Linked DNA regions of Homo sapiens: region 2 is linked to region 1. A link is a contact called in ENCODE POLR2A ChIA-PET data. All regions are on one chromosome and are shown on one strand. The core of a region is the stretch at or near the end of the contact, and the rest is flanking DNA. Distances in the headings are between cores, read along the strand shown.

Region 1 (4,782 bases), core at 389-2,888:
ACCTTTCTGCAGCGTCCATGCTGGCAGTAGCTCTAATTGCCTGTTCAGATTGACATTCTAATCTGTACCAGAGGGGGAGGCAGCCTGGATGTTCTGGCTGGAGGCTGTGTTTGTAGGGTATGTCGCGCTGGGACTGCCAGCACTGGGGCCCTAGGAAAGGGCATGGGCTTGAGCTGGAGCTTCTGTGTTTAAACACCAAGAGGAAGTGGATATTGGTGCCTTTCTTTTTCTTTTTCTCTTTTTTTTTCTTTTCTCTTTTTTTGAGACAAGGTCTTACACTGTCACCTAGGCTGGAGTACAGTGGCACAATCTTGGCTCACTGTAACCTCCGCCCCCCGGGTTCAAGCGATTCTTGTGTCTCAGTCTCCCAAGTAGCTGGGATTATAGGCCCGCACCACCACGCTGGCTAATTTTTGTATTTTTAGTAGAGATGGGGTTTCACCATGTTGGCCAGGCTGGTCTCAAACTTCTGACCTCAAGTGATCCACCCACCTCAGCCTCCCTAAGTGCTGGGATTACAGATGTGAGCCACTGCACCTGGCCCATTGGTGTCTTTCAGTGCTGGGATGACACTGATCAGGACTGCATGGGCTGAATATGACCCCCGATAGCAGTGGTTAACATCAGCGGCATGCAGCCCATGTGTCAGGCCCTGTGCTGGGTGCTTATGTGTGTTACACACTGCACTTAACCCTCCTAACGGCACCATGAGGGTAGATACTATTATTCATATTATGCTCATTCTGCAGATGACGGAACGGAGGCTGAGTGAGGTTAAGTAACTTGCTCTGAGGTCACACAGCAGGTGAAAGGCAGAGTTGGAACTTGAACCTAGGCATTTTGCTCCAGAAACAGAACTTACTGTGTAGCCATCACTTTTCTTACATTTCGTGATATCATTAACTTAATAGTATAGTTAGTATTATAATTCTACTGCTGGTGACTTTCTGTCTTTACTATTAGATGAATCAATTTTTTCCTCTCTTCAAACATAGTATTCTCCACTCCCCACCATCAAGCCGTTTTACTCTGCTGGTTGCTTCTCTCTTTCATTCATTCATTCATTCATTCATTCATTTTTTTTTTTTTTGAGACAGGGTCTCATTCTGTTGCCCAGGCTGGAGTGCAGGGGTGCAATCATGGCTCACTGCAGCCTCGAACTCCTGGGCTCAAGCAGTCCTCCTGCCTCAGCCTCCCAAACAGCTGGGACTACAAGTGCATGCCACCAGGCCCAGCTAATTTTTAAATACTTTTTTAGAGATGGGGGTCTCACTCTTGCCCAGGCTGGTCTCAAACTCTCAGACTCAAGTGATCCTTCTGCTTCAGCCAAAACGCTGGGATCATAGGTGTAAACCACCTTGCCTTTTCCTTCTTTGTTGCTCTCTAGTACAGTAGTAGACACTCGATTAGGATCCTGTGTGGCAAGGAGAGGGAATGAAGCAGCACAAACTATCCCTGGAGTACCGTGTGTCACCATCCACACATGCACTACTTAATACAAATAGGCAGAGGTGCACTCTCCCTTGAGGTTTTTTCTGCTACATTTTATTTCCACTGCCTGCCTTTATTTTCATCATACTTTGGTACGTCTCTCAGTCCCCCTGATGACTAAAGAGCGAGAAATTCTGCACGGTCATGCCTGGGCCACGCCTGGGCACAGCCACCCAGGGGACGCAGCATGCAGACGTTCACATCCTGCCCCTCCTTGCCACTTTCCACCCATGTCACCTGAACCAATTTTTTCTTGCTTTCAAGTCATTTATTAACAAATAATAATTAATTACTCTTTTTATTCTTTGATAATTTGACTGAAAAATAATTATCTCATTCAGTTTGAATTTCCTAGATTACCTGGCAGGTGGTCATATTTGCATCTGTCTCTTTTGTTTCTTTGTAAGTTACTAGTTGGCTTAAAAAAAAAAAAAAAGAGTCCCTCTGTGGCCCAGGCTGGAGTGCAGTGGTACCATCTTGGCTCGCTGCAACCTCCGCCTCCCAGGTTCACGTGATTCTCCTGCCTCAGCCTCTCCAGTAGCTGGGATTACAGGCATGTGCAACCACCCCTGGCTAATTTTTGTATTTTTAGTAAAGATGGGATTTCACCATGTTGGCCAGGCTGGTCTCGAACTCCTGACCTCAGGTGATCCACCTGCCTCGGCCTCCCAAAGTGCTGGGGTTACAGGCATGAGCCACCGCACCCAGCCTACTGTTTTAATTTTGATTTAATTGCAAATATAGTTGAATGTCTTTCTACCTGTCAGCTAATTCTTAATATTCTGGTCTATCTACTTTCCTTTGTGGTTCTTCTTTTTCTCATTACTTTGTTAGAATGCTTTATAGAGGAAAGAATATCAAACTTTCACTTTTTGTGGGTTATACATATTTTTGCAGTTTTTTGTTTGTTTTTTGTTTTTGTTTGTGATGGGCTTTATTTTCTTTTACCATATAGAAATTTAAAATTTTTTATTGCCTACATTTTCTTTTTTTTTTTAATTATACTTTAAGTTCTAGGGTACATGTGCACAACGTGCAGGTTTGTTACATTTGTATACATGTGCCATGTTGGTGTGCTGCACCCATTAACTCGTCATGTACATTAGGTATATCTCCTAATGCTATCCCTCCCCACTCCCCCACGCCACGACAGGCCCCGGTGTGTGATGTTCCCCACCCTGTGTCCAAGTGTTCTTACTGTTCATTTCCCACCTATGAGTGAGAACATGCCATGTTTGGTTTTCCGTCCTTGCGATAGTTTGCTGAGAATGATGGTTTCCAGCTTCATCCATGTCCCTACAAAGGGCATGAACTCATCCTTTTTTATGGCTGCATAGAATTCTATGCATAGTATTCTATTCGTTTTCTTAATCCAGTCTATCATTGATGGACATTTGGGTTGGTTCCAAGTCTTTGCTATTGTGAATAGTGCCGCAATAAACATACGTGTGCATGTGTCTTTATAGCAGCATGATTTATAATCCTTTGGGTATATACCCAGTAATGGGATGGCTGGGTCAAATGGTATTTCTAGTTCTAGATCCTTGAGGAATCAACACACTGTCTTCCACAATGGTTTAACTAGTTTACAGTCCCACCAACAGTGTAAAAGTGTTCCTGTTTCTGCACATCCTCTCCGTCACCTGCTGTTTCCTGAGTTTTTAATGATCACCATTCTAACTGGTGTGAGATGGTATCTCATTGTGGTTTTGATTTGCATTTCTGTGATGGCCAGTGATGATGAGCATTTTTTCGTGTCTGTTTTTCTTTTCTTTTCTTTTTTCTTTTCTTTTTTTTCTGAGACTGAGTCTTGTTCTTGTTTCCCAGGCTGGAGTGCAGTGTTGTGATCTTGGCTCACTGCAACCTCCACCTTCCCAGGTTGAAGTGATTCTCCTGCCTCAGCCTCCCGAGTAGCTGGGATTATAGGGGCCCGCCAACACGCCCAGCTAACTTTTTTTGGATTTTTAGTAGAGTTGGGGTTTCATCATGTTGTCCAGGCTGGTCTCAAACTCCTGACCTCATGATCCACCCGCCTCAGTCTCTTAAAGTGCTGGGATTACAGGCGTGTGCCTATGTTTTCATAAAAACAGGATGGCTGTTGGAAGGCCATATACATTTTATGTTTCGATTCACCCAGGAAACTTGCCTCTTCTTCTTCATGCTCCTGATAAACTTAACTTACATGTGTATCTAGCCAGCAGTGTGTTTGGCTTTCTAATTTTTGCCCATGTGATAGACATTGAACAAATTTTAGCATATTGATTTGCCTTTAGAAAAATTATTTGTGCAGACATCTTCCTTTATGTTTACTATTTATTTGTATTTTTTTTTTTTTTTTTTTTTTTATTTTTGGAGATGGAGTCTCGCTCAGTGGTCCGGGCTAGAGGTCAGTGGCACAATCTTGGCTCACTGCAAGCTCCGCCTCCTGGGTTCATGCCATTCTCCTGCCTCAGCCTCCCTAGTAGCCGGGACTACAGGCGCCTGCCACTACGCCAGGCTAATTTTTTTGTGTTTTTAGTAGAGACGGGGTTTCACCTTGTTAGCCAGGATGGTCTCGATCTCCTGACCTCGTGACCCACCTGTCTCAGCCTACCAAAGTGCTGGGATTACAGGCGTGAGCCACCGCGCCCAGGCCTGTATTTTCTTTCCTTTTTTTTTTTTTTTTTTGAGACAGAGTCTCACTGTTTCACCCAGGCTGGAGTGCAGCGGTGCGATCTCGGCTCACTGCAAGCTCCGCCTCCCGGGTTCACGCCATTCTCCTGCCTCAGCCTCCCCAGTGGCTGGGACTACAGGTGCCTGGCACCGCGCCTGGCTAATTTTTTGTATTTTTAGTAGAGATGGAGTTTCACCGTGTTAGCCAGGATGGTCTCAATCGCCTGACCTCGTGATCCACCCGCCTCAGCCTCCCAAAGTGCTGGGATTACAGGCATGAGCCACCGCGCCTGGCCGTATTTTCTTAAATATATGTGTGAATGACCACTTTGTGTCCTGTGCCCATTATTTCTGCTTATAGGTTGGTTTTTAAAAAATAATTTGTAAGAATTGTTTATGTCATAAGAATATTAATATTTTATTTGTTGCCTTAATTGCAATGACTGTTTCACTTGGTCTCATTTGTTTTTTGGAACTAAAGTTTGCAGTTTTTATCTAGTCAGACCTGTTGATCTTTTTTCATTTCAAGACAGGGTCTTGATCTGTCACCCAGGTTGTTGTGCAGAGACATGATCAGGGCTCACTGCAGCCTCGACCTCCTGGGTTCAAATGATTCTCCCACCTCAGCCTTCTGAGTAG
Region 2 (4,737 bases), core at 1,153-3,652, 340 kb before region 1:
CCTCCCACAACGCGTGGGAATTCAAGATGAAATTTGGGTGGGGACACAGCCAAACCATAGCAAAGCTGACGTATTAATATGCTCTGCCGTCAGTGTTTCATAAATGGCACATGGTGGGAACCTATGGGAGAGGCTGCCCTTTACCTTAGTTAGCCATTCTTTTCTTCCCTATAAACAGAAACCCTTACTGTTAACAGGATTCTTTGCTGTCCAGAATAAAGACTACATTTCCCAGCTTCCCTTACAACTAGGTATGGTCATGTGACTGTTCTGAAAAATGAGATGTAAATGCATGTGTCACAGGCGACTTCCCAATAACAGCCTTAGGGAAGGAGTGGGGTCTATCTGCTGCCCCTCCTCTTTACTGCTAGGTAAATGTTGACGTGCTCTCCGGAGCTCATGCTTCCATATTGAACCACAGTGAAAACTACAAGTTGAGAATAGTAGAACAGATAGAACGAGCCCCAGTTCCTGATAATCATGAAATCACCATATTGGCTCTGTACTGCCTATAGATATGCAAGAAAAATAAACTTCTCTCTGTGTTTAAACCACTGTTACTTTAAGTTTTCTATCTTTCCTAGCCAGACCTAATCCTAACTGATTTGGGGCTCAATAACTTTTTGTTGACTGATGGAATGGATAGTGTATGCATAGATTCTATAGGTTTGCATTTTGCAAAGCATTTTCTCAAGCATTAATTTGTTTAATTTGGTAAAAGTAAAAAACTACTTTCCCAATCCTATAACTTCTAAAACCTACTAGCCTCTGATATTTTCTGTAATGTGATATGTCATGTAGGATGCATTTGTGCACAAAGGTAACACAATATGGCTTGGACAAAGACGTTTAATTGTCTCAGAAAACAAAAATCTTGCATCTCCAAAAGATTCAACAGTGTCATCCAGGACAGGGGCACGTCCTATCCTCCACATGACCTTCCTCAGCACTTCACTGATGTCTTACTTCATTGTCCCAGGACAGCTGCCACTGCAACCAATATCATATTCTCTCTCTCTCTTTTTTTTTTTTTGAGACAGAGTCTCTCTCTGTCACCCAGGCTGGAGTGGAGTGGTACAATCTCAGCTCACTGCAACCTCCACCTCCCGGGTTCAAGCAATTCTGCTGCCTCAACCTCCCGAGTAGCTGGAATTACAGGCGTGCACCACCACACCGGGCTTGTTTTTGTATTTTTAGTAGAGACAAGGTTTCACCATGTTGGCCAGGCTGGTCTCAAACTCCTGACCTCAAGTGATCCGCCTGCCTCAGCGTCCCAAAGTGCTGGGATTACAGGTGTGAGCCACCATGCCTGGCCTACAACAAAGTCTTATGCAAAAAGAGCTACAAAGCCTTCACAGGTATGGTGTCTTTTACCAGAATGAAACAGTCCCTCTCCTTAAGGCATAACAAACAACATCTTCCGAAGCCACGCCAAGAAGTGTGTTCAGATCATGTCTTCATTCTTCTGAATTTCAAGTGAAAGAGCTGCCTTCTTGGAACTTTGTAGAAATCTAAGATGTGTACTAGAGCTGCTCAAAGACCTGCCATTTACTTACTGTACTTGTGTTATCAAAGACTCCATAAAATCAAGTGATTTCCTCTGCTTTTGTCCAGGCCGCCAAAGAACGTGGCGCTTAGTCACTTCAGATTCCCTTCTGTCTGTGATCCCCTCTGAGAAATAAAGCCATAAATATGCTGAGTTCTGTTGACATTCACACCGGAAATAGCACAGAGCTCCAAGTATTGTGGTCTCCTTTCCGATTTTATTGCTAAACAGCAAGAAAAACAGCAGAGGGGCTTTCCTGGCGAGTCAGAGAAATGCAACGTGGTTTTTTGTGTGTTTTTTTTTCTCCGCAAGACAGAGGAAACTATCTCTTCACACCATTGCCAAAGCCAAGAGACTTCGAATGAACAGATAGAGCCCAGAGCAGAACAAACACCATTTGATAAAATGCTTAGAGCACGTCTCCCCACACGGGCAGGGACTATGAGCGTCTGAAAAGCAGAGGTCCGGCCTCCCCTCCTCCCCAACTCAAGGTTGAAAATATCAACAACATTCCTGTCCACTGTAATCAAATACTTACGCAAAAAGCTATGGAATGCACAATAATTTGTCAGGCATCCTTTTAGCAGAGTCCACTAGAGCAAACTCTGGTAGGCTTCCTTGACCCTCAGAGACTGTGCCCTTTAACCTTATTTGGGTCTCTTTTATGGGGGCCTTCACTCTGACCAGATGGCTAAACTATCAAAGGGTTTTATGAGTAAAAACTGCTTTCCCAACTCGTAAGTTGTATATTTCTTTCCATGTTAATGTGAACTATCAACCCAGAGGCTTTAAATTGAAAACACAAGAGGTGTCCTGCAGCTGGGGCTCCCCCCGCCATCCCAGCATTGTGTGTGACCACAAGGGTGATGGGTGTTTGCAGAGAAAACAGCTGACACCCAGATGAGGACAATTTCAGCTAAATATTTAAAATGGCCATCAAGAAAGGAATGATTGATTGATTTTTTTTTTTTTTTTTTTTTTTGGTTCAGGCCATGATCTTTTATCAAGCTGCAGGCAAACATGCTTCCTACATAAATCCAAACTGTATCTTTCTTTTCTTCCATCCCATCCTGTGCATCCACTTTTCAGGGAGGCTGGGTGGCAAATTAAACATAATTAGATCAAATTCTGTGGAATCCAAAGTAGAAAAGGATGCTGTCTCTCAATGTTGAATTTCAAGTTAAATAGTCCTGAGACCTTGAATTGGCTGTATGTGTACACTTATAGTTTGTTTTGTATAATTCTTGAAAATTTTCATAAGAAATGATCAGGATGAGTTGATGCAACGAATATTTATGAGTGAAAACCAGGAGGCTGACACTGTTCTAACACTTAGCAGGCTGCGTGAACAAGAGAGCAGACACTTCATTGAGAAAGTGCTTATGTTCTAGTGGAGAGACGAACAACAAAGAACCCCAAAATGGCAGGTGGTAATAAGCAATGGGACAGGACAGTGGGACAGGGGCTAAGTGCATAGATTCTGCATGGTTAGGAAAGACCCCACTGGGGAGGTGATGACAAAGTAAAGATCTGAATGAGAAGAAGGAGAACAACTCAGGAAGATGTGGCTAGCGCTCCCATTAGACATGTAACGTGCAGCCGGGCGCGGTGGCTCATGCCTGTAATCCCAACATTTTGGGAGGCAGAGGCAGGTGGATTGCTTGAATCCAGGGATTTGAGACCAGCATGGGCAACATAGTGAGACCCTGTCTCTACAAAAAAATACAAAAATTAGCCAGGTGTGGTGGTGCACACCTGTAGTCCCAGCTACTCAGGAGGCTGAGCCCAGGAGATAGAGGTTGCAGTGAGCTACGCTTGCCCCAAATGTACTGTACCAGCCTGGGTGGCAGAGTGAGACTCTGTCTCAAAAAAAAAAAAAAAAAAGAAGTAATGTGAGCCATGTCTGTAATGCTAAAATTTTCTAGTAGCCAGATTTTAAAAAGTAAAAGGAAATGTATGGAAATAATTTAATATATTTTATATTTTTAGTTTATTTCTATTATAATTTATTATATATATTTTTATTTTGTTACTTATTTAATAATACTAGATATATATTTCTGAGACAGTGTCTTGTTCTGTCACCCAGGCTGGAGTGCAGTGGCACATTCATATCTCATTTCCACCTCGAACTCCTGGGCCCAAGCAGTCCTCTTGCCTCAGCCTCCTGAGTAGCTAGGACTATAGGCATGAGCCACTGTGCCTGGCCTATTTTATTATATTTAGATCCATATGTACTATTATATTTTCTAGTAGCTATATTTTAAAAGGGTAAAAAGAAATGGGTGAGCCGTATGCAGTGGTGTGAGCCTGTAGTCTCAGAGTTTCTCAGGAGGATGAGGTAGGAGGATGGCTTGAGCCTAGGAGTTTGAATCTACCCTGGGCAACATAATGAGACCCAGTCTTATAATAATATGAAGAAGAAAAGAAGAAGGAGGAGGAGGAAAAGGAGGAGGAGGGGGAGGAGGGGGAGACGGAGGAGGAAGAAAGAAGAAATGGGTAGAAACAATTTTAATATATTTTATTTTTATTTTTATTTTTTATTTTTTCTTCTTTTTTTTGAGACAGAGTTTCAGTCTTGTCACCCAGGCTGGCATGCAATGGCATGGTCTCGGCTCACTGCAACCTCTGCCTCCCAGGTTCAAGCGATTCTCCTGCCTCAGCCTCCCACGTAGCTGGGATTACAGGCATGCACCACCATGCCCAGCTAATTTTTGTATTTTCAGTAGATAGGGTTTCACCATGTTGGCCAGGATGGTCTCAAACTCCTGACATCAGGTGATCCACCTGCCTCAGCCTCCCAAAGTGCTGGGATTACAGGCATAAGCCACCGTGCCTGGCCAATTTTAATACATTTTGTTTGATTTTAATAATATATTTATTTGCATTGTCATCATTTTTATTTATTTTAAATTTTTAATTTTGCTTATTTGTTTATTTAATAATACATTTTATTATATTCAACTCATATGTAGTGTTAAATTTTCTCATAGCCAGTTTTAAAAGATTTTTAAAAAGAACACAGAAAAAACAGGTACAACAAGCCAGGCATGGTGGCACACACCTATAGTCCCAGCTACTCGGGACATTGATGTGAGAACACAAGTTGAGCCCAGGAGTTTGAGGCCAGCCTATGAAATGCAGTGAGACCCTGTCTCTAAATAAATAAATAAAAAGGAAAAAACCAAGTA

What was found. ChIA-PET counts read pairs that join two places held with the same protein, here RNA polymerase II (POLR2A).
Region 2: POLR2A ChIA-PET joins it to region 1 with 12 read pairs in IMR-90. The contact joins two enhancer-like sites. POLR2A ChIA-PET finds 5 or more read pairs at or near these places in 5 of 52 experiments (BJ, HEK293, IMR-90 and 2 more).

What each region holds. Positions count from the first base shown.
Region 1 is chr20:51,684,072-51,688,853 of GRCh38, reverse strand. All of the region lies in intron 9 of ATP9A (ATPase phospholipid transporting 9A (putative)), which reads left to right. Among named protein-coding and RNA genes, the nearest start is that of ATP9A, 82 kb to the left of the region's middle. Within about 2 kb of position 1,638, at least 4 of the 41 ENCODE cell types and tissues checked have a DNase peak (open chromatin) inside an H3K27ac peak, as active enhancers do.
Region 2 is chr20:52,029,061-52,033,797 of GRCh38, reverse strand. No RefSeq gene overlaps it. Among named protein-coding and RNA genes, the nearest start is that of ZFP64, 160 kb to the left of the region's middle. Within about 2 kb of position 2,402, at least 6 of the 41 ENCODE cell types and tissues checked have a DNase peak (open chromatin) inside an H3K27ac peak, as active enhancers do.